Regions from separate parts of the Mus musculus genome. Here region 2 is linked to region 1. A link is a loop called in an ENCODE intact Hi-C map of the cell type or tissue named here. Cell type or tissue: gastrocnemius. All regions are shown on one strand. Each heading gives the region's core, and the rest is flanking DNA. Links, peaks and the distances in the headings are about the cores only. Region 1 overlaps Tfb2m (transcription factor B2, mitochondrial). Region 2 overlaps Ahctf1 (AT hook containing transcription factor 1).

Region 1 (15,987 bases), core at 10,988-15,987:
CGCAGCCCGTTTCCCCGGTTGGCAGTCGTGAACTTTTCCACCTTCAGTGCCTCCATCCTTCCTCAGATCCACACCTCAGATCCGAACTGCGTCCCTCAGCTTGAGTCTCGTGTTTTCTGACTGCGCGCCTGCGTCCTGCGCTTGCGTACACCAGGGGGCGGAGACGAGCGCGCAGGTCCTGTGAGCATGCGCAGGAGGACCTACTACAGCTCGGGATGGGGTGGTGTATTTCCTCCTGTATTTTATTCCGCGCTTTTTTTTTTCTTTTTCTTTTTCTTTTTCTTTTTGAGACGGAGTCTCACTATGTGTAGCAAAGACTGATCTGGAGCTCTCTTGATAGACCAAGGAACCTCTCTATTTAGACCTCGAACTCACAGGATTCTGCCCGCCTCAGCCTCCTCAGTTCTGGAATTCAAGGTGTGCTCCACCACGCCCAGCTTATTATGCAAATTTTAATGCATAGTGAAAAAAAAAATGGTAAGAGCCCATGAGTGGTGGCACACACCTTTAACCTCTGCACTGGGGAGGCAGAGGCAGGAAGACCTCTGAGTTTAAAGCCAGCGTGGTTTATAGAGTGAGTTTCAGGACAGCCAAGGCTATACAACAGAGAAGCCCTGTATCAAAAAAAAAAAAAAAAAAAAAAAAAGGGCAGTGGTTATCTGTATATTCAGCATCTAGATCGAAAAATTCTTAACATCTGCAGGGTTTTTTTTTAAGATTTATTTACTGTTATATGTAAGTGCACTATAGCTGTCTTCAGACTCACCAGAAAGGGCATCAGATCTCATTACAGATCTGTGGTGAGCAATCATGTGGTTTCTGGGATTTGAACTCAGGACCTTCAGAAGAGCAGTCAGTGCTCTTAACCACTGAGCCATCTCTCCAGCCCAGCATCTGCAGTTTTGGATCACACCTTCTGTATATCTATCTATATGCCTATATTTTTTTATAAACCGTTTTAGAGTTATGTTTGTTGAACCCTTTGAAATAATGTTGCAGTCAGGTCTTGAACTCAGAAACCCTTTATTCTCTTCCTCCTGAGTTCTTGGATTATGGATATACAAGCAAAGGATTATGGGTATACAATGAACAAGCAAAGGAGTAGGCACAAGACTGCCTAGGAGGGTCAGCATGATCAACCAGTTCTGATGCTCAGACTCAGCTATATGAGACCTATATCAGACCACACAAAGCTTTTTAAAGACAGCGTCTATTGTGTATCTCTGGCTGTCCTGGAACTCTCTGTGTAGATCAGGCTGGCCTTGAACTCATAGACATCCTGCCTCTGCCTTTCCTGTATACACGTCTGTGTGCCTTCTGGGAACCCCAGCAAACACACAAGTGGAAGACTAGCCTCAGTAACAGAGAAATCCTGCTTAAAACATCTTTTTCTATGAGTGATTTCTTACTTCAATCCAAATATTTTGTTGGTTTGTGACCATGCCTCACAATTTCGCCCTGGCTGACCTGAAAAATCTCTGTGTAAAGCAGGCTGGCTTGGAATTCGGAGATCTGCCTGCCTCTACCTCTCTGCCCCACCCACCAACCCTGTCCCTAATCCTGCCCCTTGCCCCACCCCTGCCTCTCTGCCTCTGCCCCTGCCCCTTCCTGTAACTTTAATTTTTTTTTGTTTTGTTTTGTTTTTTTTTTTTTTTTTTTTCGAGACAGGGTTTCTCTGTGTAGCCCTGGCTGTCCTGGAACTCACTTTGTAGACTAGGCTGGCCTTGAACTCAGAAATCCACCTGCCTCAGCCTCCCGAGTGCTGGGATTAAAGGCGTGCGTCACTACTGCCTGTAATTTTTTTTTAAAGTCTATATTTAATGATGTTTTTAAAATGTTTTAACCTCTCTTGAAGCCCACCACCTACTTGAGGTAATGGGAAAGAAAGGATACAGCGGAAGTGAGCCAGTTTAGATTTTTTTTTCTTTTTTTAGTAAATCTTATTTATGTTGTCAGGAAATCAGTAGGTTAGTTTATAGGCATCAGTATCGACAGCTCAATCATAAGCACTTTATGGATATATTAGTAGTCTAGTTAGGTAGAGTCAGGACGGTAAATATGAATCAGCAGCAATGGCACTATCTAGTAGAGGCAGTCAGGCCTCAGCCTACTCAAGAGTCAGTAGGAGGGACCCAGACTGACGTCAGCAAAGCGTTCCTTCAGGAGTCTACCTTAGCCTTTCATCTGTGTCCACTTCAGGAAAACACTCCTTCACAGGTTTCTGCCAGCAAAACACCATCCAACACAACTGACTTTCAAAAGAACCCTTAAGTTTCCACTTCCTGCCCCTGCCCCTGCCCCTGCACCTGCCTCCATCAAAGGCATGTGCCATCACACCCAGAAATATTCTTTTTTTTTTTTAACAGATCTTGCCTGAGTTTATTTGTAAGAACAGCATAGGACACTGGTCATCTGCAAATAGTGTGTGGGGAGGTGTGTCACAGCAGTCCGTCTGTCTTCACACTGGCAGGAGCCTTTTCTATGGGGCCTTCACAGGGGCCTGGGCACCTTTGGGGGCCTGAGCACCTTTGGGAGCCTGGGCTGGAGCTGAAGCCTGGGCCTTAGCTGGCGCTTTGGCCCCTGCCTTGGTTTGGACCTTAGGCTTCGGTTGGCAGAGCCTCTGACCCTTGGCCATGTAGCTTCGAATCCGCTTCCCAAGCTTAGGGTGAGCGATGAAAGCCAGCCGCTTGAGTTTGGGGCCTTTTGGCATCTTGGGCTTGATGGCCTGAAGCTTCACCAGGACCTTGATGGCCTCTGCGCGCGCACTCACTGCCTTTGCATTGTTGGCCTGCATCTTCTTCAGGCCTTTCTTGTTGTGCTTCTTGGCAAAACGCATGTTTCTCAGGAACTTGGGGTCAACCCCCTTAAGAGATTCGTATCTTTGCGACCGGGGTTCCTTGATGCCATTTCTGTGCCATTTGCGGGACTGGTTGTGTGTGGTGTGGTTCTTGGACTTGGCCATGTCTGCACGGTATCCCGCGGCTCCCGCAGCACCTGAGACCGGAAGAGAAAACCAGAAATATTCTTATAAGAGTAATTATTAACTTTACTATTGAGTTTATTGAGTTAGTGTGTGTCTGTGATACATGTCCATGAGTGTGAGTGAATGTGTGCCTCCCTGTGGGCGTAGACGTTAGAAGACAGTGCTGTGGAAAGGTTCTCTCTCCACCTTTTTTTTAAAGATTTATTTATTTATTATATGTAAGTACACTGTAGCTGTTTTCAGACACCCCAGAAGAAGGCATCAGATGTCATTATGGATGGTTGTGAGCCATCATGTGGTTGCTGGGATTTGAATTCAGGACCTTCAGAAGAGCAGTCAGTGCTCTTAACCGCGAGCCATCTCTCCAATCCCTCTCCACTTTTATGTGACTTGCAGAGCAAGCCTTTCACCCCCTAAACTATCTCACCAGCCTTTCCCCGTCTCACTTAAGTGTGTACCCACTGTTTTGTCACAACTTGCATTGTTTCATTGTGTTGTGCTTGGTGCTGGAAATAGAGCCGGGACTTTGTGTGTCCTGAGCTCAATTTGTGATGAGGCATTCACTACAAATTCTTTAAAGTTACTCTGTGAGAGCTCTCTCTCTCTCACTCAATCTCTCTCTCTCTCTCTCTCTCTCTCTCTCTCTCTCTCTCTCTCTCTCTCTCTGTGTGTGTGTGTGTGTGTGTGTGTGTGTGTGTGTGTGTCTGGCTGTCTGGCTGTCTGGCTGTCTGGCTGTCTGGCTGTCTGGCTTCAGACTCACAGAGATCAACCTGCCTCTGCCTTCTGAGGCCTGGGATTAAAAGTGTGAGCCACCACCACCTGGGCAACTTCTTTAAACACAATGTTGAAAGGGAGACCCTATCATCTCACCTTTAAAATCATCTACATGTCTGCGCCCTAGATTGGAGAGGAAAGCATCCCCCATGATACTTCAACAACATGGCTGTGTAAACAAGACCCGATGGAGTCCTGGCAGGGTCCAGCAGACATGACAACATGGTTTATCTCACATCCACTTTTTCATGCTCAACGTGAATTCTCTTCACATTGCAACATTCACTTTCACACTCGAACCTGTAGTCACTATTTTGGAGCCTTTTTATGCTGTGGGTTGAGCTCAGAGCCTTGTGCATGCTGGGCACAGCTGCTCTACACTGATTGACATGTCCAGCCCACGGATTCTTTTACTTACAACAGTCTCATGACACCAGAGAAATAAAGGGAGGACTCGAGTGTTCATAGCACAGCGGTTTATTCACAATTGCAAAAAGTAGGAATAACCAAGTTTGTGGTACCTGGGTACATGTGGTGCATGAGTGTGCAAGAATATTCTTCTGCCATTAAAGGGAATGACATTCTGAGCTGGTAAGATGAAGTGTTAGCGGCCATTTCTGACCACCTTGGTTGGTACATGTAATTTTGAGAGAGACAGAGAGAGACATGGGGGAGAGAGAACTGACTTGGCCAGTTGGTCCTATGGACCCCACACAGTCTCTTTTTCACTCAAAAATGAATAAATAAATATAATGCAAAATGTAAGTGATGAAATTCTTTTGTTTTGTTTTGTTTTGTTTTTGTCTTTTTCGAGACAGGGTTTCTCTGTATAGCCCTGGCTGTACTAGAACTCACTTTGTAGACCAGGCTGGCCTCGAACTCAGAAATCCACCTGCCTCTGCCTCTGCCTCCCGAGTGCTGGGATTAAAGGCGTGCACCACCACGCCCGGCTAAATGATGAAATTCTAACACATGAAACACGTAGGGTGAGTTACATCAGATGCAAAAGGACGAACATGAAGGACCAGGCCAGACAAATAGCACATAGGGAGGGAAATCAGTAAGTGGGAATAGAGTTTCCATCTGGAAAAATGACAATGTTAGGGAAATACACGGTGGTAGCAGAAGTACAATGATGATTAGAACACTAAATATTTCCCTGGAAAGATGGCTCAGAAGGTCAAGGCACTTGCCACCAAGCATGATGATCTGTGGGTTCAACCCATTGAGTACAAGAAAAGAGTCCAGTCTACTCTTAGAGCTTGACCTTTGACACCAGGTACATGTGTCCATGCAGGCACGCATGCGTACACACAAATTAAATAGACACATAAATGTAGTTTCTAAAGTTCATTTTTAATTATATTTTAATTTTCTTTATTATTTTGTACACATGTGTATTATACATGTTGTTTCCTTCCACTCCGGAATCCTGGGATGGAATTCAGATTGTGTGATTTGGTTTTTTTTTTAAGATTTATTTATTTATTATATATAAGTACACTGTAACTGTCTTCAGACACACCAGAAGAGGGGATCAGATCTTGTTACAGATGGTTGTGAGCCACTATGTGGTTGCTGGGATTTGAACTCTGGACCTTCGGAAGAGCAGTCGGGTGCTCTTACCCACTGAGCCATCTCACCGGCCCCAGACTGTGTGATTTGTAAGGCAAGCCCCTTTACCAGATGAACCATGCTGTTGACCGAAAAATATTAAACATTTGAGAGCTGGGGAGATGTCTCAGATGATAAAATGCTTGCCAAGTAAGCGTGAAGACTTGAGTTCAGATTCCCAATACCCAACCAAAAAGAGCCAGGCACAGTTACACAGGCCAATGTTGGGGAGGAAGAAGCTGGTAGATCCCCACCCCCCCACCCCCAAATAAGATGGGGAAATATTGAGGCAGATACCCACATTGATCTCTTACCCACATTGATCTCTAGCCTGCACACAAACACACACTCAAGTATACATATCTATGTGCACATGTGTGCACAAACACATAAGATATGTAGGTAAAAATATGCAAAAATTAATGCTTCCTTGCCCATCTCCGTCATTCTCACTTGCTCGCTTTTAACGACCTGGTGGGAATCACTGGAGCATGGGATGATTAAACCTCAGTTCCCATAAACCCTAATTGTAAGGTGAATACACTATTTTATTAGCAAGAGGTAAATTAAACAGTGGCTATAAATGTTTGCTATAACCTCGGTCAGCAGTCTGAGTAATAAACTGAGCAAACAGTTAGCCAAGAATTGCTGAACTGTTTCAAAAACTCTCTGAGATGCCTTACCAATGATGTAGTATATATTCACTGCACATGGAACTCAAAATTCTCCATCTTCTAATAAATTTAACATCCAGTTTTGTGGCTTGAAGGTCATCAGTCACAGACATCACTTCAGGAGCGTGCGGGTTTCAGCAACTCTTCTCTCTCCCCTTTTTTCCTACTTTTACATTTTTTTAAATTTAATTTACCCTTATCAATGTTATGAGGAATATTTTGCCAATATACATAAATGTGTATGTGCCGTGTGTGCAGAGCCTTCTAAGACACCTATCTTGTTGATATTACACGTATGAGCCAATGCTCATGGCTGCATCATTTATTTTCTTACTGCAAAATTATAAGTAGTCCCCAAGCAAAAGTATTATTGAATGTTCCTGAAGGAGACTCATCCTGGAATGTGAAGGACTTTAGTTCTCTTCTTAGTCTTTCAGCACTTAGTCTTCAATCCTATCTAGAAGAGAACTGTGTGGGCAGCTATTTCGTTTTCCTAGGTAAAACTTTTTTTTTTTTAAAGCTGGACAGTATGGGCTTAGATTTTTTTCAAAAATTATTTTACTTAGGTTCTTTAACGCTTCAACTTCCCTTCTAGTCCACAAAAAGGGTTAATAGGAAACAGAGTTCGTGGATCTGTTTAGAGGTAGTTCTTAGGGGCAATTCCAGTCTTTGTTGCCAGGATATCAGCAGTCCAGTCTAAAACATCAAACATGAATCAACAGCAGCAGTCCAGTCCAGTTGTCAAACACCAAACCTAAATGAGTGGCAGCAGCTCAAACCAGAAGAAACTACAAGGCTCTGCTAAGTCTGCAGGAGTTGGTAGAAGTGGCCAGAAGTAGCCAGAATACCACAAGAAGTTCTCTATGAAGTTGGAACAAAGGAAGATCAGCAAAGACCAGCAAAGTGTTGCAAGGCAAGCCAGTGCAAGAGCATCATTCGCTGTCTGTTGGGTTCTACTCATACTCTTTCCAGACATCATGTTTCCTCTCAAGTGTCTGCCTCAGCAAAACATCCTCTCATAAGACAGCTTCCAAAAAAATATCACATGGCACAATTGAGTGTCCAAAAAAACCAGAGATTTCCACTTCAGGACAGTGGTGGCACAATCCATTAATCCCAAAACTTGGGATGCAGAGGCAAGCCAGCCTGGTCTACACAGTGAGTTGCAGGATAGCCAGGGCTACACAGAGAAATCCTGTCTCGGATAAACAAAACAAAAACAAACAAACCATAAAAATATAGCAAAAAGAATTGATGAAAGGATGGTGTGGTGGTTTGAATAGGTTTGGCCCACAGAGACTCGTGTTTGAATGCTTGGCCCATAGGGAGTGGCATTGTTAGGAGATGTGGTCTCTTTGATGAAAGTGTGGGGGCAGACTTAAGGTTATATATTGTGGTGATTTGAATATTCTTGACCCATTGAAGTGGCACTATTACGAGGTGTGACCTTGTTGGATTAGGTGTGGCCTTATTGGATGGGCTTTGAGAGTCCCTTCTATGCTCAAGTTCCACCTGGTGCAGAAGAAGCCCTCCTGCTGACTGCCTGTGAAAGTCAATCTTAAAACCTTAAAAGGGTTAATGGTATGTGGTGGTTTGAATAAGATGGCCCCCTTAGGCTCATGATTGAATGCTTTGTCATCAGGGAATGGCATTGAGAAGGATTCAGAGGTATGGCCATGTTGGAGGAAGTAGGGCTGGGCTTTAAGGTTTCAAAAGCCTAAGCCAGACCCAGTGGCTTTCTGTCTGCTGCCTGTGGTCATAGATGTAGAACTCTCAGCTACCTCTCCAACACCATGTCTGCCTGCATGCCACCATGCTGAAAATGAACTAAACTAAAACTGTAAGCCAGACCCGATTAAATGCTTTCTCTTAGAAGAGTTGCTGTGGTCATGGTATCTCTACACAACAATAGAACACTAAGAGATGGTGGAATCAGATTTCCCGACGTTTAGAATTGTTGTTTGCTCACAGTCAACTATTGGATGGATCACAGGGCCCCCAATGGAGGAGCTAGAGAAAGTACCCAAGGAGCTAAAGGGATCTGCAACCCTATAGGTAGAACAACATTATGAACTAACCAGTACCCCGGAGCTCTTGTCTCTAGCTGCATACGTATCAAAAGATGGCCTAGTCGGCCATCACTGGAAAGAGAGGCCCACTGGACAGGCAAACTTTATATGCCCCAGTACAGGGGAACGCCAGGGCCAAAAAATGGGAATGGGTGGGTAGGGGAGGTGGGGGTGTGGGAGGCTTTTGGAATAGCATTGGAAATGTAATTGAGGAAAATATGTAATAAAAAAAATTAAAAAAAAAAGAATTGTTGTTTGTCAAGAACTGTTGGTTGCTACATAGACTTCTTGTGTAGACCATGCCTGCCAGGAACTCAAGGAGATCCTCCAGTCTTTGCCCTGCAAGTACTGGATTAGAGCATGCCTTTCAAGGACCACATAATTCTTGATTGATCCCAGTGCTAAGATTCAGGAAACCTCAGTGGTCCAGGAAATAGTAATGGTGTTCATAGATTACTACTATCACAAGGTGTAACTGAGTTAAGCTCAGGCAAGCCTGGTGTTGATCAAACAATTGATCAAGAATATATGGAAAAAACAGATTATAAAAATAGTAGAAATATTAAATGTGGCAGAGATAAAATATATTATATAGGTAAATGGTCACTGACTCTGGGTTGGTCTTGGGGCTTTAATCTGAGCATTAGAAAGGATGAGGCAAGTGGGTCTCCATGAGTTTGAGGTCATCTCAGTTCTAGGCTAGCCAGGACTACTATAGTGAGATCTGACTCAAAATCAAACAAACAAAATACAAAAGTGGAAGTAGTCAGGAATGAAGAGCCAGCACATCCCTGCCTCATGTTAAAGTGTCCCTGTCCTGAATCAGGCTGGGTCCCTGGGTCAGGCTGACAAATATAAAAGAGAACATCCAAGGTTATTAAAAACACTGCGCTCTAGAGAACAGCTAGAGTGCAGAGCATTTCCAAAAGAGGTAACTTGTTCATCATGATATAAAAATGGCAGCAATGGGAACCAGAGGTCAGAAAGTTGTCCATGTACAGAAGAACCCTGTGCCTGGAAATCTATGGAAACTATGGAAATCTATAGAAAATTATGAAAACTCCAGGACTGCCTACTCCAGCAGGGCTTCCCTCCTCATTTATGGGTGTTGTAAGTGCCTGGTCTAATCCTGCTAGCTTGCTTGCTTCCCCAATCAGGATGTTCCACATGCTCAGTTTGAAGATGCTTTTTTTTTGTTTTTTGTTTTTGTTTTTTTGAGATAGGGTTTCTCTGTATAGCCCCTGGCTGTTCTGGAACTCACTCTGTAGACCAGGCTGGCCTTGAACTCAGAAATCCGTCTGCCTCTGCCTCCCAAGTGCTGGGATTAAAGGCGTGCGCCACCACTACTCGGCTTGAAGATGCTTTACACTCTACTACCTGCTCCTTGCTCTTGTACTTAATACATGCTCAATCCATTCAGCCACTCAAAATCAAATGTATAGCTGTGATAGATTGGTTCATGTACAGAAATACTTTTATGTGTGGTATATGTGCATAAGCTTGTGTGTGGTGGACAAATCTTTATTGCTTATTTTTTGATACAAGATCTTTAGAGCCTTTCCAACTGAACCTAGATCTCATGACTTGGTAGATTGTCTTCCCCGTGCGTCCTCCTCCTGTGAGCTCCTCCCCATGAGTCCTCCTCCTATGAGCTCCATGTGTCCTCCTCCAGTACTCCTACCACAGTTGCCCAGCTTTATATGTGTGTTGGGAACTCATCTTATGTCCTCATGATTGTACAGCAAACTCTAAGGAACCACTTTCCTACCTTGCAAGAGGTCTCATGGTTGAGAGGAAATCTTGTTCTCTTGCACCCAACCCCATCAACAACCACACTGGTCTCCAACTCTGGACGGCTCACCCCTCCCACCTCAGACACCCATGCAACTGCAGGTGCACGTCACTGCACTCAGCGCCTCAAGACACTTCAGTTACACAGACAGAATTACTCACTGAGAGCACACTGAAAATAAGTTTGGGGTCAATTTAAAATTTCACTCATGCATATGGAGAACAAAAAAGAAAACACACATATACACACAAACTATATACAAATTCTTTTATTTCTCAAAAAGTTTTAAAACATACTACAATTTAAAATTTAAACAACTGGATTGCATAGTGCCTGATAATCCACTTCAACATAATAAAAGATAAACTGATCACTTTCTAAGTTTATACCGTTGTTTTGCTTGACAGGGTCTTTTCTTAGCCTAAACTGGTCTCAAACTCAATTCTACAGTTGAAAGTGGCATTAAACTGATGGGCCCTCCACCTCACAAGGCCTGGGACTTATGCCACCATGTCTGCCCAAATCAATTTATTTTCTAAGCGTAACAGTATAGAAACTGAGGGAGATGCAAGCAATTGGCAATGGTGAAAAGTGCATATTTAAAGAGGTTTGGCCCAAAGGTTTTTTGTTTTTTTAAAGTAAATTAAATTACAATTGAAAATACTCCATACCTATGGGCCTTTACAGTAAATAGAAATTTTTTAAAAATTTCCTGTGCTAGGGAGTATGGGAAGCCAATAAACGCCATTACAAGATGGTACTGGTTTCAATAAGCTGACGCCCATGAATATGGGTAAACAACCAATGTGCGCATGTGCAGTAGAGTTTTTTTTTTTTTTGCAGAGTCACTGCCTGGCCCAAGGCATGTAAATGAGGTACTGAAAGCATAACCAATCAGGTGTAGACACACCTATCCTAGGCCTATATAAGCAGCACTGGTTTTTTGGGCTCGGGGTCTTTCGCTTTCGCTATCAAGCTCTCCCAATAAACGTGTGCAAAAGAATCCTGTTGTGGCGTCATTCTTGCTGGCGAGTCGGGCGTCTACAAGGGAGCAAAACCAAAACCTTGGACATACTAGGTATGTGTTCTACCATTGATCTACGGCAGAGAGTACTTTAAAACAAAGTAGATTTGATCTGATCAAACTGACAGGTTTTCGTTTTATTTAACTTTGAATAATACTGCAGCCACTGTGTTTTCTGTGTATCAAAGGTATCAACTTGAGAAGAAATTATTTGCTTCATTTGTGCCAAACAAGGGTAGTTTCTCTTCTGTTAAAAGGATATGAACTTCTTGAAATTCAGTGTTCATTTGTCACATGATTTCAAAATAATGGACAAACAGCTCCAGCTCACTCTCGGCTTGCAGACTCTTCCTAGAACTCCATGTCCTCCGGGCAGTAGTCATAGATCCACTTAAAGACGGAGTCTTCCGATTGCTCTATGGTTTCAAAAAGTTTTTTGAAGTCGTGAGGATACATTCTAGCAGCTGTGTCTCCAGGGTTTTTTCTTATCTGCCTCAGGATATTAATAGGATCAACCGTACTCAGTGAACTGCAGAGGAAAACCAAAGAGACACACTTTTACAACTGTCAGCTACAGCTGAGAAAGCTGCCTCCTATGTCCAAGTAAAATGGCTAACACATATAACTGAATTCAGTTGACAGTTTATATATGACATGTGTATTCTCCACTCTGTACAGAGACGACTCTGAACCGACCCTCCTACCTTAATCTCCCAGTACTGGGATACAGGGATGAATGCCTCACTCAGTCTGGATAGGAAATGTGTACATAAGTGTGTTATGGCTATAACCTCAGCACCCAGGAGACCGGGACAGGTACTCTTAAAAATTCACAGCTAGCCTGCAATGAAAATCACCAATTGAAATTCTAACAAGGTATAATTAATTCTCACAAAAATTCTAGTTTACATATTATCATTTTTATTTTGAGATAGGGTCTCACCACATAGCCTTCGCTGGCCTGGAACTTACTATGTAGACTGGGCTAGCCTCAAATTTAGAGATCCCCTTGCCTCTGCATCCTGAGTACAGTGATTAAAGGTGTGTGCCACCACATACATCTAATGGTTTTCTTTTTCTTTCTTTTTGATATTTGCATTTAAATGGCCACTACCCCAAGACCTTGAGATGAAAATTAGGTTTCTAATTGTGGTTTATTGACATTTTAAAACTTTTGTGTGTATATGAAGCTTCTGGGTTTTGAGGCTTTTGGGGGTGGGGGTGGTTGTTTGTTTGTTTTGAGAAAGGGTTTCTATGTAAGCCCAGAACCCCCTCTATAGACCAGGCTGGCCTCAAACTCAGACATCTACCTGCCTCTGCCTCCCAAGTGCTGGGATTAAAGGCGTGCCCCACCAACATGGGTGAGGTTTCTTTTTTTTAAGATAGTTTCACTCTCTGTCCCCGCTGGCCTGGGACTCATGTGACCAGGATCCTGGGTACTGGGATTGCAGGCTGACCCTTCTGTGTAAATACACTGAGCTGGCACACATCTGCACATCCATAACCCCAGTACTTGGGAAGTAAAGGCAGGAGGTTCACAAGTTCAAAGTCAGCCGGGCGTGGTGGCACTCGGGAGGCAGAGGCAGGCGGATTTCTGAGTTCGAGGCCAGCCTGGTCTACAAAGTGAGTTCCAGGACAGCCAGGGATACACAGAGAAACCCTGTCTCGAGAAACAACAACAACAACAAAACAAGTTCAAAGTCATCTCTGGCTGTACAGAAAGTTAAGGCTAGCTTGGGCTACATGAAACCCAATCTCAAAATAAATGTCTCCAGTCAATAGGCATACTAAGGTTCTATGGTATATGATGATTCATTAAAATAACTAACACTTTTCCATCTTTTGACGATACTTTAGGTACTGCTAGTTACAAGGTAAATAGAGACTACATTACATAGGATGGAGAGATGGCTCTGCAGTTAAGAGTCCTTGCTGCTCTTCTTGGGGACCTGAGCTCAGTTCTCAGCGCCTATGTCAAGCAGCTCTTAATCATCTATAACTCGAGCTCCAGGGGATACAACATGCTGTTCTGGCCTCAATGGGCACAGCACACACATGTACACACACATAAGAAAATATAAACTGAGGCTAAAACAACCTTCGAGTATCCTTGATTTTGCTACTTAAAAATGAAAATAAACGAAACTTGGAGTGTGTGGAAAACATAATATGCAACAGGGAGAAAAGGCATTTTTATTTACTGTTTTTCTTGACTTTTATTTTATGGGTAGTTGTGTGTATGCCATGTGTGTGGTACCCACAAAGGCCAGCAAGGCGTGCTAGAGCCCCTGGAACTGGAATTACAGTTGTGAACTGGTTTTCAACCTTCTCTCTGGCCCAGAAGAAGTATTTTTAACAGGTAAATGAAACATGGGCACACCTTACTCCAAATCAAGATGTGAAAAGCCACCTTCTAAAGCAGGAGACAATCTCAGTAAATTCTACTTTTCTACTCATCTTTATTCAATTTCTACTTACCGTAAATGGCGTATTATTGGGGCATTGCGTTTCCCAAAGCAATGCTTTACCAAGTGGAAAAATATATCATAGTTCAAAGGACTTAGGTTTTCTGTAAATAAAGTCCTACGAGGAGTCATTCGAACAAGATATAGGTTTTGTTTCAGTAAATTTACTGATTCCTAGACAGAAAGAAAAATAATTTTTGTCAGTCATAAACTATTACCAGAGTAGAATGCTGATTGCTTATGTCTTCACAATAGTCACTGCATGTCCCACACGTCTCTGGGTCTTCTTGTTGACAGGTTAACACTTTGTAACCTGTTTGTCAGGTGATAGAAGAGGTGATAGCAGGGTCCAGTTCCATTCCTCAGCTGCAGGGCAAACCCAATGCGTGCCTAGTGAGCCACTCACCACTTCCTGGCCTGGAAGTTCAACCTGGACAGCTAACGTTTACTGACTTGACTCGAGTGAAAATCAGAGCTCAAACATAGCCCCATAGCTCATCCATATCCTGAATGGAGCTCCTGCTGGGTAAGGGACTCCACCACCAGTCCCAAGGATACAGAAGTATTTCCGACTAGCTTTTTCTTATTCCTTCTTTGCCTAACCATACATTTATATACTGTGTATGCACACACATATGTATGTACATTCTTATTACTGAAAATTTGTTAATTAAAAATAAAGATAAGATAATCACTCCAGCCTCTAAAGACAATCTTAAGAGAAAATAAACACTTGATTACATGATGAAAAAGAACGGCATCATTTGTTCTTACCCCGTGCTTTGACTTTTCTAAGTGCCCATTTTCCGTATGCACACTAAATGACGACCAAGGTTCCTAGAGGAAGAAAAACAGACACGCTATTTCTTTCTTCCCATAGGTCTGTGTGTGACAAATGTGTACATATGGATGTGTGTGGAGGTTGGAGGCGGTTTTCCTCATCATTCTCTCCACACTATTTTTCACGTCAGTGTCTCTCATGAACCTGGGGCTTGTGGGTTCTGTAGAACTAAGGATCCTCCTGTCTCTGCCTCCCCAGACCTGGGATTAGAGGCAAGGCCCACTGCACTGGACTTTTTACATTGGTGCTGGGAATTGAACTCAGGTCCTCCTGTTTTGCTCTGCAAGTGCTTTTCCCATTGAGCCATCTCCTCAACCCTAAGACGTTGTTTAGTTTATATCTCACAACTGAAGACCAAGGCTCCTCAGTCCTTTCAGTTAATTCTCTTTTGTCAAAATGTCTCAAATTATTATTGCCTTAAAATAATCTACCTATGTAAACCTGGATGTGGTGGTAAACAATCTCTACTCTTGGGAGGTAGAGGCTACAGAGACCCAGTCTACCCACCCTACAAACCAAAAACAAAGAAGTCCCATACCTAGGTGCTAAGGTTTGTAGCTTTGTATTTAAGCACTTGCCTCAAATCCAAAACCCTGCACAGATGAAAGGATAGATCACTTCAATCACATCTGGCAATGCTCAGTAAGTGTTAACTATGGCTGACTATTGAATTTGGAAACATTTTGTAGCTCAGTAAGTGTTAACAATGGCTGACTATTGAATTTGGAAACATTTTGTATAAAAGGTAAAGGGAATGTATCAAGCTAAATACTGTCATACACAGTTTTTTAAAAACACTTTCCTTTTTTTTAATGTTTATTAATTTATTTTATGTATATGAGTACACTGTAGCTGTCTCCAGACACACCAGAAGAGGGCATCAGATCTCATTACAGATGGTTGTGAGCCACCATGTGGTTCCTGGGATTTGAACTCAGGACCTCTGGAAGAGTAGTCGGTGCTCTTAACCACTGAGCCATCTCTCTAGCCCGGTGATACACATTTATAATCATAGCACTCAAGGAAGCTGAGAGGAGAGAATGAAAAGTCTGAGGTTACACAACAAAACCCCTCTCAAAAAACAAAGCATTGCTGGGTGGTGGTGGTGCTCACCTTTGATCCCAGCACACGGGAGGTAGAGGAAGGTGGAACTGTGAATTTAGTTTCCTTAGTTTTATCAATGAGCCAGTCATATTACTTTTATAAGAGAAGTTGGTAAACAAGTGTCAGTGTTAATCTCCTCTCAAGAGCTGGTAATAGCACATGCCTTTAATCCTAGCACTCAGGAGGCAGAGACAGGAGGAATTCAAGGCCATTCTGATCTCCATAAGGAATAAAGAGTTCCAGGCCAGGTAGAGCTACATAGTCACACTCTACTTCAAAGTAAAACAAAATTAAACAGGTTAAAAAATAATGAAATTCATATTTTAAACCTTTAGTGCAGGGTCTGCACTTACCAATCTGAGTAACCCGGTTCTTCTGGCATTAAAATGTCACTCACCATGTGCAGGAACTTAACGTCACAGGCCACTTGCCAAAGAACAGCCATTACTTGATATAAATCCGGTCTTTTAGGAGTCGCTATCAGTTTCTAGTAAAAACAAACAAAATTATGTCACATAGAATCTTAATAAATATCAAATGTTGGATTTAATTGAAACATCTTAATAGCATCTAAAATTTTAAATTAAAAGATGAGAATTGGCCAGGCATGGCCTTTAAACCTAGTTCTCAGGAGGCAGAGGCAGGAG
Region 2 (15,987 bases), core at 4,661-9,660, 220 kb after region 1:
ACAATTTATATAAAGTATTTCCATCCAAATTGGTGACTTTAATAATCCACACAAATACTGTTGACTTTTACAAACAGGTGCGTGTTAAAATCTTGGGCTAAAAATTACAGCATTTTCCTGCGTAAAATTTGCTTTGGAAAAGAAGATGGCTTCTTTCTGCCCCTTCCAAGAGTTTTTCCTGCTATTTCTGCAGTTTTTCTTGGCTTGCCGGTCTTTATTTCATCCACTGGACTCGCCAAGGGAGAAACCAGCTTAATTTCTACAGGAGGAGGTGACCAAGAACTTCCTTTTCCTGTGTTTCTGAAAGAAAGATACAGTCAAGTAGGAATGGGCACAAAGTGCTGTCTGGTCAAGTGCTTCTCTCGCAGAGACCTGGAGAGTGGACTTGCAGGCAGGGTTAAGGCCTCACCACCCACCGCGTCCCCATGTGTGCCGGGGGGCATACTCAGCCACAGATATGTCTAAAATTCTGCAGTTACAAGGATGGCCCACGTACCTATAGTCAGCTCATGGGATGAGAGCCAGCAGACCCACGAATTTATAAACAGTAGCAAGTGGCATGAACATATACAAAGGCAGTGTACATGTGAGCGGTGCCAACTGTGTCGCGTTGAAGGAATTTGTACTTTCATTTGTCAGCCAAGCCTAAGCACAGCCTGAGAGTCCTGCTACACAAAGGCATCTCACATGGACATATTTACCACACATGCAGTAATACTGCTAAGTAGTGAGACAGCTGTGGGACTTAAATTAATGAAGAGGTAGACTATCTTCTCTTCCAACCACGCCAAGTGGACAATAAACTGTATGTCTTCACTCTGTGGCGAATGTTAACTTCAAGTGCTGAACTCCACAATGTCAAGGCTAGGCTTGTGTGAGAAGTGGTCTCACCCTTTCTAGCACCCTCTTGGCTCCAGGGGATGAACGGAAGATGGGGCTAGTGCTGCTTACCTGCTTGCTCTTGTCTTCACAGTCCTGCTTCTTTTTGGTTTTTGTTCTATGATCTCTAATGGTTTAGGGTCACTCTCCTATGGGTTAGAAATTTAAAAATATAAATTGCTTAAGCAATTAAGAGTTTGATTTTCTAGACAGGGCTTCTCTATTTCTGTCTCTCTGTAGCCCTGGAACTCATTTTGTAGACCAGATTGACCTCAAACTCAGAGATCCACCTCCTCCTGCTTCCTGAGTTCCAGGATTAGAGGCACGCACCACTACCACCTGGCTGTAATCAAACATTTAAAGTACTGATTAAAAAAGTACCCTGCTCAGACAAGGAGTCAAGCATTGCTAACCCTCCTAGGTCCTACACAGAGCCCTCTGGCTCTCTGACAGAAACTTGATGGTCTAGACTAGAATGGTTCTCTCTCCTCAGCCCACACTGGCTGGACCTTGTTTTGTCAGCATTCACTCTACACTTCTACCAGCCACCCTCCTAACATGTCTTCAGCTCTGAGGCCAGGTTCTCTCTATCTTATAGGCATTGGGTCACCAAAGGTGGCTTTCTTCCTTCCTAGAATGCTTTCCACAGAAACTACTCAAAGCCTACACCATGTTTCACTTGAATCCCTGCAGCTGTCCCCTCCATCCCTATATTGACAGAGGCACTTGGGCAGAGACGACTGTACTCAGCATACTAATTGTCCCTTCAACTAAACACCCAGATAATTTTAAGGGCCATGTTTGTTACTATTGGTTTGTTTGTTTGTTTTTGAGATGGTCTTACTATGCATCCCTGGCTGGCTGAGGACTAAGCACATAGAAGAGGCTGGAACTGAACTCAAGGGAGCCTATCTCTGCCTTGAGTTCTGGGATTCAGGGTGAATGTCACCATGCCTGGCAAGCACTTTAATTTTAAACCTTGACTCCTAACTGTAGCTACAACATTGCTGCTGCCCTGTCTTAAAGACCGCAAACACAGGGTTGGGCCTTTGATATAAATGTAAGTTACCTTGCTTAAAATATTTATTATTTTTATTTCCTGTGTCTGAGTATTTTGAGGGCGTGTGTACCACATGCAAGTCTGGCACCCCAGGAGGCTACAAGAGAAGGCTGGATACCCAGAAACTGGAGCTACAGGTTTTGAGCTGGGAACTGAACCTGAGTCTTCTACCAGAACAGCTAGTACAGTTAACTGTGAGCCCACCTGCATCTTTAAATAATTTTTTTCAACAAATTTACTTAGGGAAAAAAAATCGCTTAAACATCCTTTTAATCTCAGCTCTCAGAAGCCTGAGGCAAGATTATGACTTCTAGACAATTCTGGGGTATACAGTCTACACACAAACAAATAACTCAATAATCACAGAGATGTTTTCATGCCTTCCTTACCAGTTCACCTAGAAGCTTGGAAGTATTGGATATACTTTTCTGCCTGGTTCTCAAGGCAGGAGGGGAAACAACAAACTGAGAAGATAAATCTGACACCAATTCTTTCAGCTGGGCTGCGGCCTCCATGTTCTCAGCTAAAGACAAGCAGGAAACAAACAAAACATCGACCTGTAACTATGTCTGGTTTACAAAACAAAAGGCAATCAATATACAGCAGCAAAAATCCTGGAAGAAACGGTATGCATTAGAAAGACAAAAACATCCAAAGACAATACAGCATATACATTTATTATCCACGTCAGGAGACAGAAGTGATGGCAAAACACCCCCTTCTTATTTAAGGAAGTCCACTGTCCATGAATAGTTAAGGCATCAAAGTAAATGCTATCACATCATAACAATGGGCCTCCAGGCAGCACAAAGCTACTGAATATTAGTTTGACCCTCAGCTCCTCTCAGGAGCTGAATGAATCCCATGTGGCCTGCGAGTCTCCATTTCTAGATGAGGTTTTCATTACACTGTGAATTTTATTTGCAAGAGCAATTTTACTTGCAAAGAAGAGACTCCAACTTTAAAACCTCATCCTAAGGCTGGGTGGTGGTGGCAGGCAGAGCTCTGTGAGTTCAAGGTCTACAGATGGAGCTCCAGGACAGTCAGGGCTATTAAAAGAGAAACACCAAACACCAAAAATCAAAACAAAACCCTTTCTAGCTACCTCATTATGAGCTACTCATTCTAATGGGGAAGGGATGGATAGGTGGGAAAGTTTATCAAAGTTAAAGCTGAAAAATAGTAGGAGGTTATAGATAACACAGATGACTAGTTAACCACTCCCTAATTAACTATACAAAGTAAAAGTAAAAAAAAAAGAAGTGCAAGAAATGGAGGGAGCAGCTAAGAGGAGAGGGGTGAAAGGGTAGGGAGGAGAGCTGAATATGATCACTGCTATGTACATACATAAAAACCTGAAACAAGATCTATACAATGCTACATGCAAATGAAGACATTTTAAAAATAACTAAAGTGCCAGGGTGGGGGTCCCCACCAGCTCAGAGTTAAGGGGGTCAGGGAAGGATCCTGGGGGGGGGGCAATGAGAGGGTTGCAAAGTAAGCCATAGAAAAGAAATGCGGCATGCAGACTCTCCTTTAAACAGCACTACCATAGCAGTGGCAATGACATAAGCAGTGCAGAGATTACACTCGGGACTCTGAACTCACTACCCCTGCCTCAGCTAATTAAAAAGTAAGATACAGATGAAAATTATCTCAGTAAAGATCAGAACAATCCGATGCATATAGCAAGTGCTTTACAAACAAGTTTTGTATGATATGCACATCACTGACACGCAAAGAGAGACAGACACGCAAATAGACAGATGACCAATGTCAGACGTCTAATCTTACTAGTATGACTTTTGCTGGGCCATGAAGGCCCAAACCTATTTGTTCCATCAGGAGGTAGGGGTAAGAAAATGATAAGTTGGGGGCTCAGTTGGCCTGATTCTCTCTCAAATAAAACAATACAAAACACCACCACTACTCACAAAAAAAAACCCCAAAAAACCAAAACCCAAAACAAACAAACAAACAAAAACCACCACCACCACCACCACCACCAAAAAACCAGCAAAAACAAACTCCAACCCCAAACTTGTCTGAGCCTTTGTGTGTGCTCTTTTGTGTGTAGATGCAGGAGTCTGTCTATGGAGGTCAGAGGACAGCCTTCGGGGTTGGTCCCCAGGTGTCTTCCAACTTTTGGTTGATACAGATCTTACACTGGAATTTTACACAGGCCAGGCTACTTGGCTCACAAGCATTCCGCCTCTCCCTTCCATCATGCCAGTTTTTTACATGGATCTTGGGGATTCAATCTCAGGTCATCAAGGTTGAGAGTCAAGTGCTTTACTGACTGAGTCACCTCCCTAGCCCATAAAAGCCCTGGCTCTTCCCAAGAGAAGAGCATTAGCAGCACGAGACACCCTCCCCACCAGCTGATGAGAGGCAGACCTTACACTGCAGGCCTCTGGTGGCAAGGCTCCCTTCCTACTGTTAACAATGCAAGTCTATATTCACAACTCTCTAGGCTACCTGGAGCAACATCCATCATCTTTGGCTTTCCCAGAGCACCTTAGTCTCCAGTTAAGCTTCCACATGTACTTTTAAGACTAAGATGAAATTAGCTGGTGGTGGTGGTACATGCCTATAATCCCAGCACTTGGGAGGCAGAGGCAGGCGAATCTCGGTTAGTTTGAGGCCAGCCTGGTCTATAGAGGTAGTTCTAGGGCAGTCAAAGTTACAAAGTGAAACCCTGTCACAAAAAAAACAAAAAGGAATTTAAGAATTTAGTATCCTGTTTAAAATGTTTGGCCTAGTCGTGGTTTCTTTAACACACCTCTTTTAGGGCAGACACAAAGTTTTATTATCTGTAAGATGATGCCTCATCTCTCTGCAAACTTCAGAAAAACATTTCAATGAACAGTATTATGAGGATTAAAAAGTTAAAAATGACAAGACAAATCCAGGGCTGGAACACAGCTCTCTGGGGAGAAGGAGAGGTAGCTCTAGTAGCTACTTTTTGTGGTCAAATGACTCCACTGTGGTCAACTTCAAAACGAGACCCCAACTCTCAAATATCTCTTGTACCTCCAGCTACCTAATAAAAGGTGCCTACTCTAACACAGGAATCCTTAAACCATGAGAATATCCCACAGGAAGATGCTCAAGCACCAGAGGAATATTAGTGACATGAAATGTCACATGTGACCAAATTTATCATCTCATATATGCTTAGAGCTTTGAAGACTATGAATATCTGGGAACAGGAAATGTGGAGAAGACTATGGGTAAAGTGCCTGCTGTGTAGGCATGAGGAGGTCCCTGCAGTAATGTAAAATGCTGGACAACATCGAAAGTGCCTACATTCTCAGTGCTGGGAGGCAAAAATAGAGCAGAAGTGGAGGGTCTGCTGACCAGCCAATTCAGCCAAATGCTTAGTTCCAGATTCACTTTGGCTTCCACAGAGGCTAATGAGCCTGCTCTAACATATACATCTACCATGAGTTTCTGAAAATGATCATTAAGGAAGTACGTTCATAGACTGTAGCATGTGGTTTAATACAGAGTCTTGCCACATAGCCCAAGGTGGCCTTGCTGCCTCAATACTGGGAATACAGGGGTACACCGTGCTTGGCTTATTCCATTTATTCTTTAATAAGACCATCCATGGATTAAAGCATATTATCTAATTTTCTGTAATAGATGTATTTTTTTTAACAGAAAAACAGCTATATAGAAAATTACGTTAACACGACAAAGAGGAACTAAGGTGTTTGTTACATTATTCCAAACAAGAATGCTGTTTCTTAAACTTCAAGCACTGTTTGGCTCAGAAGACTTTTTTTTTTAAAATACAGCAAAAAGTTATATTTAAAGGGAAACAAAATGAAGTTACTTAGATATAAAGACAGAGAGGAAAGAGAACAAGATAGACCTGTGTCAAATGGACTGTGGGACACAAAGCCATAGAGCATCTGGGTAATCGTCAATTTGAACATCAACCTGGAAACAAACCTTTTTGTCAATTTTATCTGGTGGTTTGGGTTTTTTGGGAGTAGGTGTTCTGTCTTAATCACAATTTTTCTTTAAGGAAATTAACTAAATAATTAACTAAAACAACAACAACAACAACAACAAAACCCTCAAAATTTTAGGCTCTGTATTCTAAGAAAGATAAAAATGAATAAAACTAAATACCTTTTGATTTTTTCTTTGGAACCTTCACTGAAGGAGGAGGAAATAAAGGCTCAGTTTTGGGTTCAGAAATGTCCGTCAACAACATGGTCCTTCTAGACCTAGTCCTTGTGCCCTGGGCAGATGGCGTGAGAGCAGCGGCGGCAAGCAGTCCGTCCCTTCGGTCAGCGGACTCTGTGTGGGCTGCTCCACCCGCCAGGTCTGAGACTGCCGCTGATGGATCTTTTGAGCTTTCCTCTGCAGACTTCTTTGTAGGTCTCCTCTTAGATGTCACCACTAGAGCAGCTTCCTTATTTGGCACTAAAACTGATTTTTCTAAAGTACTCACATTTCTAGCTGGGGTGTTCCGTGTAGATCTCCGGACAACCGGAACATCTTTCTTCTGAGGACTTGTCTGTTCCTTACCAGTTGTGCCACCATCAGCTTCTAAGGGAACTACCTTCCTGGGTCTACCACGTTTCCTAGGGGTGGCAGGTACATCGAGTCCTGTCTGAAGAGGCAACTGGGATGAGTCAAGCTTTGGCTCTTCTGTCACACTTGACACACTAACTTCTCTCTCTCTGACCCTCTTTCGTTTTAGAGGCAGTTGCTGGTCACTGTGTTCATCTTGTTTATACTCCATATTCTGAGTATCTTCTAAATTGGCATTCCTCAGCTCTGTGACAGTCCCGTCATGACTTGCTGCCTCACTCCCTTTGAGATCATCTAGAATTTCTGTACTTTGCCCATTTTCTACAGACTTCTTAAGTCTTCTAGGGGTTCCCTTTCTAACAGATGAAAGCCTGACTTTTGTTCTAGAAGGAGTTTCTTCAGCTGCTGGCTCGGGTGGCTGCGTTCTCAGCCTCAGTCTTCCCGGCGTACCCTGAGGTTCCGGCTCCGGCTCCACAGCACCAGAACTTGGCAGTGTGCCTTGGCTAACGTCCTTCTTCTTTCCTCTCCTAGGAGCGGGAGGACTCTGAGCTGTCAGTTGGTTCTCAGGTGCTACTTTTAGGTCAGAACAGGTCCTTTCAGAAGACTCAGGAGTTTCTTTAATTTTTCTAGTTCTCTTCTTAGGAGTGGCAACTGCTGAAGGCTCTTGTTCTGATGTGACATTCAGGCTTAGGGCATGCTGCCTTCTTGTGAGAGTTCTAGAAGAAACCATGTCATCATTCTGGCTGGTATTTACAGTCTCTGCATGTGGTTCCTTAACAGTCTTCGGTGTAGAGTTTGTCAGCCTGGACGAATGTGCAGCCTTTGAGACTATCACTGCTCCGTCCTCATCACCAGCCTCACCTGCTGCCACGGGAGTTGCTTCCTTACTTCTGGTGTCTTTAATTACATCCAACAGATTTTCTGCAATTGCCACTTTAACCGGTTCAGGCACATACGGTAAAGTCTCTACCTTGTGGGATTCTTGGTCAGCAGTCACAGCAGATGGCAAATCTGTAACGCGCTCCTGATTATGGGGTTCCCTGTGGCACACAGGTTTTTCCTTGGTCGCTTTCGGTAACATATTAGGTGCTGCAGAGTCGCTTGCCTCAGCTTCTCCTTCTTCACCTTCTAAAATCAGGGTAAAGTTGCTCTGGGCCACAAAAAGTTCCCCGTCTACTTCAGCAGCATCACATTCAGCAGAGTCTTTGTCATCAGGCAAGTCACAAAACTGCTGCTCAATAGTACTGAGATTATACTCAAGTTTCTCTGCCCCTAAGGGATACAACTCATCAAATGAAAGATTCTTGGCCTCCTCTTCTGAATTTTGAACTTCAAGATTTTCACATCCAATTAGCTAAAATGAGTTAAAGGTAAAGAAACTAGTTAATGAATTATAAAGTTCATTTTGATCTAAAGCACACAGAATTTTAACGACATCTTACTCTTTGTGTGTCCATTTTAAAATACAAACTACACTTGACTTATGTCATGAAACATCCATTTAAGAAATGAAACCTCAATCAAAATAACTACACATATTATGGATGGAATTAAACTAGAAATCCCACATTTTCTTAGCTAAAAAGACAGCATTAACAAAATCTTGAAAATCATTATGCTAACAATTCTAAGAAAATTAAAGACTTATTCTTTTACCAAGAAAAAAACTTAGAGAAAAGGAAATAACCCCAAACAATAATCCCCAAATTACCTAACTATCCACACTTTCTAAACAGCATGATCCCCGTAAGGTTGAAGAACAATTCACCTACATAAGCTCCCTTGGGCTAGACTCAATCTTCTTCCCTTTGCTGGGGCTGCATAAACCATGAAATTCCTAAGGCTTTCAAGTTCAGTACCTCTCTTGCAAGGGTTTGGTGGAAGAAGGAATGGTCCTTGCATTTACCTTTTGGTAAGGGAAGGGGAGAAAAAGGAGGAGGTAGAGAGTAACAGAGAGATCTCCTGACCAAGAAGGTAGACATTATCACCCACCTAGACAAAGACATTTTCCCACTCCCCAAATAGTGAACTGGCAGACTGGACCCAACCTAGAAGTGAGGAGTCCCATTACCTACTCCCATGGATTTGTTGCCTCCAAACTTTAGAAATAGGAAATTTAGTGCCATTTATTTCAGGGGGAGAATCTTAAAAAGATGAATGTGGATGAATTTATGAATTAATAAACTCCCCAAATTCCATACAATTTGATTTTTATGAGTTAGAAGAGTTATTAAGAGTTATTCCTAACTCCATTTACTCAAATTTCCCTTACTCGTGAAAGGGATTTGATAAGACTGTAGAAAAGCAGAAAGTCCTATGAAGTACTAAAAGAATTCTTTTTCTAGTGTCTCTCTCCCACAGATATGCAGGGAGATCCTGTTTACTATATTCACTTATTACAAATGATGTCTAAATGTCTCAAGCAGTTAATACGTCTCAAGTAGTTAAAAAACAAAACAAAAATCCCTTCCATTTTAAAGCAAATGAGCAACAACAAAACTGCTAATATTAATTAATATTATGTTAATTGTGCCTTAATATAATCTTTTGATTTTACATAAAAACTAATCTCTTAAAGTTTGTGTTATTTTATATGCCACAAAACATTTATACTTATTTTTTGAGATCTTAAAAATGTTGTTGTCAAATGAGCAGATTAAGTTTAAATGAGCAACTTTAAAGCCCAACTATACTAAAATTTAGAAAGCATTAAAAAAGTAATATTTTTACATGAATCTCGTGAGTATCAGAAGGAGCAGCAGAAATTCGAGGGCTTTCTTCTGGTAAACCAACGTTCTCCTTTGGTACATGAGCTTCTATTTCATCTTCTTTTAAGTTTAATGTTAGTTTTTGGCCGAGGCTGCGTTCAGAGGTAACCGGGCACTTGGAGCTGGTGGACCCAGAGCTTTCAACATCTGCAACCGTGTTGGCCACAGCTGGAAAACCAGACAGACAAACAAACAAAACCAGAGTAACTTCTTAAACATTCCAGACAAAAAGCTAGATTCATATAACTCAAAAAGCAAAGACTTACCTAGACTTAAAGAGTTTTATCTTAATAAACTACCAGAAAGTTTGTAATATCTCAAGGAGGAAGGCCTCTCTGTGACTCTTACTCTGTATGCGTTCAACAATGTGTACATTTCCCACAAAGGCAAACATGGAAGAAAAACTTCATACTTGAACCACTTGGCTTCTCCAAATTGGATACAATTCTTGCCATTATTGTCAAAGTTTACCATAATGGTAACTACTCTAAGGGGACTCCAGACTCCTAAAAAACTAGCCACCTTCATTAGCAGAACTCTACAAGAGATCTGCAACCTCGACTTTGCAGTTGTCTATAAAATGGATGGGCGTTTTTCTTTTGGTAGCAATCATCCAAATAGATACAGATGTTTTCTCAGATATGTCATAATTTTATAGCCCAATTAAAAAGGAAATCCCTTTCATGTCTCTTGTCTAAGTTTTATGTCAATATGAGGCTTGGCATTTGTGAATGATGCAAAACATGATAACCTCAAGAGGGAAAAAAGATGTCTATGTTTAGTTTGATTAAATACCCCTATACTTTTTAATGGGCTCATACTCTTAGTCTGTAAATATTAATTCAGTGAGAGATGATTTTCACCCGTGTTTGCCACCATAACCCACTGTCCCCTCTCAATACACAAAGCACATTACCTGACAAAAATATTGTGATCAAATGTTTACCAAAAAGTAGTACAGCATAGAACATACTTATTCAATGACAGGCTATAACACTAAGGGACAGAATGTCTTGTCCTGTGTTACTGCTACATAAAAGTATTAAATAAGTTTTTTTAAATTAAATGTACTGATGATGTCATGATAGTTACAATAGCAGATAGCATTAGCACTAGAGTAGCTGCCAAGCCCTACTACACACATTTTACAGGAAGATAGTGTGTATCAGACAAAACATACCCAGGAACAACATACAATAAAGTGCAGACCTGACTCACAAAACCACAGCAGTCCCATTCAGACCTGTGCAGCTTGTAGTCACCTACTATCTTCTCTTCCCAAAGCACAGCACAGACCCAAGAAGACAATGTAAATTGGTAACAACAGAGCCAAAAATGAGTAACTTGGGTTTTACTTTACATGTTGAGAATCTTCCCTAGATTATTTTACAAAAAATATACATTCCATTTCATTTTCTTATTGTTGTTCCTATTTGTTTTTGAGACAGTCTCTATATGTGGTAGTCCTGGCTATACTAGAGTTGTCATGTAGATCAGATCTGTCTGTCTTTAGATTTATTTATTTTATGTATATGAGTACACTGTCTTCAGACATACCAGAAGAGGGCATCAGGTTCTATGACAGATGGTTGTGAGCAACCCTGTGGTTGCTGGGAACTGAATCCAGGAGCTCTGGGAGAGCAGTCAGCTCTCTTAACAATGAGCATGAGCCATCTCTGCAGCTCCTGTGTATCAGTCTCAATCTTGAGATCAAATGCACCAGCCTGCCCCAGATGTCACTCACACTGTGACAGGGCATAAAGTTTAATAGTGGTGGTACAGGCTCTAGATCTAGAAAATGCCATCAAAGTACAGTGCTAAGATTAAGTGAGCTAATATATAAGAAATGTATTTGGAGTAGACATTCCATGTCTTTTCCTTCTATCTAACTGTGAACCCGCAGAATAAAAATACCATTCTCATATTTGTATAAAACAAAGTGGTTATATTAAAAACTTGATTTATGTAATGTACTTATTGATTTCCTTGAATAAACTGCTATGAACAGGTAATTTATTTGCTCTTTCATGTTCCAAAAGAAAGTATGTTCATAAAACTCACCAAGGTCCCTGTTCTTAGAAGTTTCTTTGTTCTCACTCTTGATCCTCTTTCTGTCTTGCTCCTGCTCCGTCCCCTCTCCCTTCCCCTGCCCTTCCCCACTCTCTCCAACATGCTCATGGCCAGCTTCTACTTCTCTACTCTCTTTCTCTGCCTCTACTACCCTCTTAACTCCCCTTCCCATGCCCTGAATAAACTCTGTACAAAAAACAAAAACAAACAAACAAACAAAAAACCAAAAAAACCCCAAAAGAGTTAGTTTCTTTTGATAGTTAATATCCTTAAAATGCTTTTACTCCATGGAAGCTGGCCAGAGAAGAATTGAGAAAAGAAAAATCTAATAATAATACTCTTTTAAATTACTGATCCAAAGCCCTAAATGATACATACACTCTTTGTGGTCTGCTGTAAGTATGGAGGTTCGGCTCTCAATAGGCACGATTCCATCCAGAACTGACGTCTTGGAGTTTGAAGTGGAGGTTTCCCTTGAGAAACAGAAATGCACACTTTAGTGAATGAGACTTCACCTGTCCCACCTTCTTCTTACTTGCTACTTTGTTATAAAAACTAGAATTCAGAACCCACTATCAAAGAACATTTTAAATTTTATAAAATTTACTCTTGTAAAATTTATAAAATAAACACTGCTGCATTTTTTTCTCCTACTTTCCTTTAGTTAGTTTACTCTTCTGTAAAAAAAAAAAAAAAATGCTGTTGTGGCCTTAAAAGTACAAGTAAAATGATGTTTAAGTGCCTTTAAGTATATAAATTACATGTCAGGCATTTTACAACTACGTCTTTGTTTTTCAGGCAAGTCTGTCAAGTGTCCAGTATTTCCTACGACTTGGTAGGCTCAGCACCAGCACTTTAGTACTAACTAGAAATATTAAGATAAATGACTCAGAATAAACAATGGTAAGCTGTAGAATACTCCGGCAGTTATCCATCACTTGGGCTTTTCTCCAAGTTCCAACTAAAGTATAGGACAAACACTATACTCCCAAGAAAGCAGTCTCTGAAACATTTGCAGAGATTTCTATGTGTGTGGAGATTATCTAGATAACAGTATCTATAGTACTGATGACTAATACCCAACAACTAAATCTTCACAACTTGCCCAATAACCAGCTTGTCCAGGTGCTGACAGAGGGAGGCAGAAGCAGGCAGATCTCTGAATCTGAGAACAGCCTGGCCTTCAGAATGAGATCCAGGTCAGCCAGGCTACACAGAGGAAACAAACAACAAATGAAAAAAGAAACTAGCTTTCCAAATATTGACATTCATCTAGATTTTCATTGAAACTAACTTTTCTAATATGAATAATCACTTGCTTCTTGATTGTTGCAAATGTCCATCAAACCTACGAAACATTTTTTATTAAAATGAAAAATTACAAAATAAGGAACAACAACAACAACAAAACTCCAGGAAAATCCTTTATTTTTCCTACTATTTTTGTTGAAGTACTGGAAGATTCCAGTTATTACATTTTTTATCCTCAGCAAAAAATATTTGACTGAGTTGACAAAGATGATCATCCAAGTTTTGTGGGTAGGTTTTAATATCAGACCCACTGCTCACTCATAAGGTAATGAGCTATTCTGTGCCTTACAAATTAAAAGTCTATGTGGGTTAGTTTTATTAAATGATCATAGAGCCTCAAAGCATTAAAGTTATCACTGTTTATCTTCCACACAGTGTTAATCAAAGTGTTGAATGAAAGGTGCTGGATGGCTCCAGTGATCATACTGATTGATTAGGACAACTGGCTCTATAACTGAAGCAGTGTGCTAGTGTATACTTCAAGGTAACCTTACACTTGAGTATAATTAGGAACTAGAACCAATCTGCTAGCCTGGGGGTTCTCTTCACTGCTGGAGAGTATCTCCCTATAATAACCAAGATTGACCTGAAACTCACATTCCTCTCTCAGCCTCTGTGAGTCACCATACCTAAACTAGACCGTGTTTCAGACAGCAAGCACTGATGGACATCACCTTTGCTTTGCGGGTACTTCTTATGCATATTTTTGAATGACTATCAAAATCATGTTTGGGTCTTTTGTTTTTTGATACAGAGGTCTATGAATTCTATATTATTTTTTGAGACAGTCTCTCATTAAACCTGGAGCTCAGTGAGTGGCTAGTCTGATGGACCAACAAGGCATACACTATCATTTTATCATTTTAGATAAATGATTAGGTCCTGAACTCAGTGTCCTGACACTGGAGTTTACAGACAGCTGTGAAGCATCTCATATATATGGATGGTAGGAATAGAACCAGGGAACTTTGAAAGAACAACAAGCACTTGGAAATGGTGGCCTCTCCCAAACCAACTTATTTTAAATATGTGTGTGTATGTGATCTGAGGAGGCCAGAGGCATCAGATAGATCCCCTGGAGCTGGCATTATTGGCAGTTTTGAGATGCCCAATGTAGGTTCTTAGAATTGAATTTGGATCCTCTGGAAGAGCAGTACACACTGTTCTTATTCACTTTTCTTTCCTTTGAGGAAGGGTTTCTCCGTGAAACAGAGCCCTAGCTGTCCTAAGCTAACTCTGCAGACCAAGCTGGCCCTGAAATCGTAGAGATCTGCCTGCCTCTGCTTCCTGAGTGCTAGGATTAAGGTGTGTATTACCATTCCTAGCCTCAGCAGTACATTCTTAACCAACAAGCTGTGTGTGTCTCCAACCTTCTCCTCTGCTCCAGAGCTTACCCTTCACAGACTGACGACACAGCAAAAGAAGCTTCAGCTCTTTCAACAGGGTCTAAGCGACTCAGTTCTGAAAATGCTTCCACTGCAGCATCTCCCGTGCCTGTAAGCCACACAGATAAGGCCATGGTCAGTGTCTTTACAGAAATGGCTGGTCCTACTTCTTTTGTTCTCGTTTTAATTCCTTGGCATCAGGCTGTTAGCACTTCCTTCTAACTATCTGGGCCTAGCTCAAGGGCCCCTCTTAACTCGCACTTCTCCCTTTTGGCGGGTCTAACAGGACTCCCTAAATTAACTCAATTCTCAACATCCACGGAGGTAGGTGAAAAAACCCATAGCATTAATTTCACGCTTAGCTCAGAAGAACACAAATCATGTTAAGAGGTTGAGATTTCAAACTGAATCTACTTCACTCTATGGTTTATGGTGGTAACCCCCTCCAAGATTTCTATTGTCTCAACAGCTTAATATTGCAGAAATGGCTAATAAAGATACCACTATCTACATCCTTATTACTAGCGACTATCTAAGTATTTTAGTGGAATACAGCACTTAAAAAAAGGAAGTAGGCCTGGGCAAGTCTGCACTGCATGCAGTTCCGGGACAGCCAGTACTACCTAAGAGAAACCCTGTCTTGGAAAACAAAAAATAAACAACCCTGCCCAAAATTCTAGACACAATTTTTTTTAATTTATGAGAACCCTAAAGTTCTTAGAACAATTCATATTAACGTCTATATTTGTTAAAGACACTACAATCTAAACAGACTCACTTACCTGTTACAAATTCTTCATTCAGTCTAGCCCATAAACACCAAAGAGAATCTACTTATGATACATTGTTGAGGGGAAGGGGTGGTGGGATAGCAAAGTCTCAAATGTCCCAGAATAGTTTTTGCTATGCAGCTGAGGAGGACTTTGGACTTGGCTCTTGGGCTCAAGTGCTGGGATTACAGTTCTACACTATGTGCTTAAATTGGTGCTGGGGATTGGACCTAGGGCTTTGATACATGTTAGGTAAACCACGTAAGCTACATCCACCCCCAGTCAGATGAGATTTTTATTGTATGCATTTAGTTTTACAGACCTAAGGAAATACCTTACATAAACTCGCTCAATAAAATTTTAATAACATGGGCTGGTGAGATGGTTTGGTGGATAAGAGCACTGACTACTCTTTCAAAGGTACCGAGTTCAAATCCCACAACCACCCATAATGATATCTGATGTCCTCTTCTGATGCGTCTGAAGACAGTTACAGTGTACTTATGTATAATAGTAAATCTTTAGGCCGGAGCGAGCAGGGACTGTGCAAGCAGGGCCAACCAGACAAAGAGGAGTTGACCGGAGCGAGCAGAGGTCCTAAATTCAATTCTCAACAACCAGATGAAGACAAACAACTACCTATACAGCTACAGTGTGTACTCATATACATAAAATAAATACATCTTTAAAAAATCTACAGAGAAACCCTGTCTTGAAAAACAACAAAAACAAAAACAAACAAACAAACAAAATCTAATAATGCAAAGTAGGCAATTGGTTCATCGATTCTAAACCAAGTGTTCCTTTCTGATGTTCCCTTGGCCCCGTATCCAGAACAGCTACGTGTCTGTCAATACAGCCCACCACACTCTATAGGATGCACAGCAAGTACTCTATCCGTGCATTACTGCTGACAGGCAACAGTCAGCAAGGACTGTGGGGGGCAGAAGGTGATTTTCTACTAGCACACATAAAATACTTAGACAATCCCCATCATTGAAAAATAGCAAATTTTTCAGTAGATTAAAAAAAAATCATTAAGACAATAGATTCACAGGCCCGAGGACATTCATCATGACCTTCATGTGATTATTTCAGAGGTGAGGGCAGAGAGTAGAATCAAAGTCCTGGTTTCTAGCAAACTGGCCGTTAGAAAAGTCTAAAATTCCAGTAGTCCCTCAGTTTATAAACTT

Evidence for each region. Hi-C counts contacts between places; a loop is a spot of excess contacts. Peaks named below come from ENCODE experiments on the same cell type or tissue, not always from the same donor. Only the 100,000 strongest peaks of a DNase experiment are listed, where the experiment ranks them.
Region 2: a loop joins it to region 1, with 2.9 times the contacts of the local background. A loop is called at or near these places in 4 of 42 quality-filtered maps.

What each region holds. Positions count from the first base shown.
Region 1 is chr1:179,517,896-179,533,882 of GRCm38, forward strand. It overlaps Tfb2m (transcription factor B2, mitochondrial), which reads right to left. Exons shown (of 8, transcript NM_008249.5): 5 at 15,738-15,827; 6 at 14,170-14,232; 7 at 13,409-13,569; 8 at 10,159-11,459. The coding sequence ends at 11,282. It overlaps Smyd3 (SET and MYND domain containing 3), which reads right to left and starts at 146. Exons shown (of 12, transcript NM_027188.4): 1 at 1-146. The coding sequence starts at 56. It also overlaps the pseudogene Gm5561. In gastrocnemius, for the core only: a CTCF peak has its summit at 13,186; no DNase peak of the experiment used is centred there.
Region 2 is chr1:179,746,229-179,762,215 of GRCm38, forward strand. Ahctf1 (AT hook containing transcription factor 1) reads right to left here. Exons shown (of 36, transcript NM_026375.2): 30 at 14,034-14,133; 31 at 11,707-11,801; 32 at 9,221-9,426; 33 at 6,083-7,844; 34 at 2,329-2,462; 35 at 952-1,028; 36 at 1-300. The coding sequence ends at 105. Among named protein-coding and RNA genes, the nearest start is that of Kif28, 9.0 kb to the left of the region's middle. In gastrocnemius, for the core only: no CTCF peak of the experiment used is centred there; a DNase peak (open chromatin) is centred at 6,968.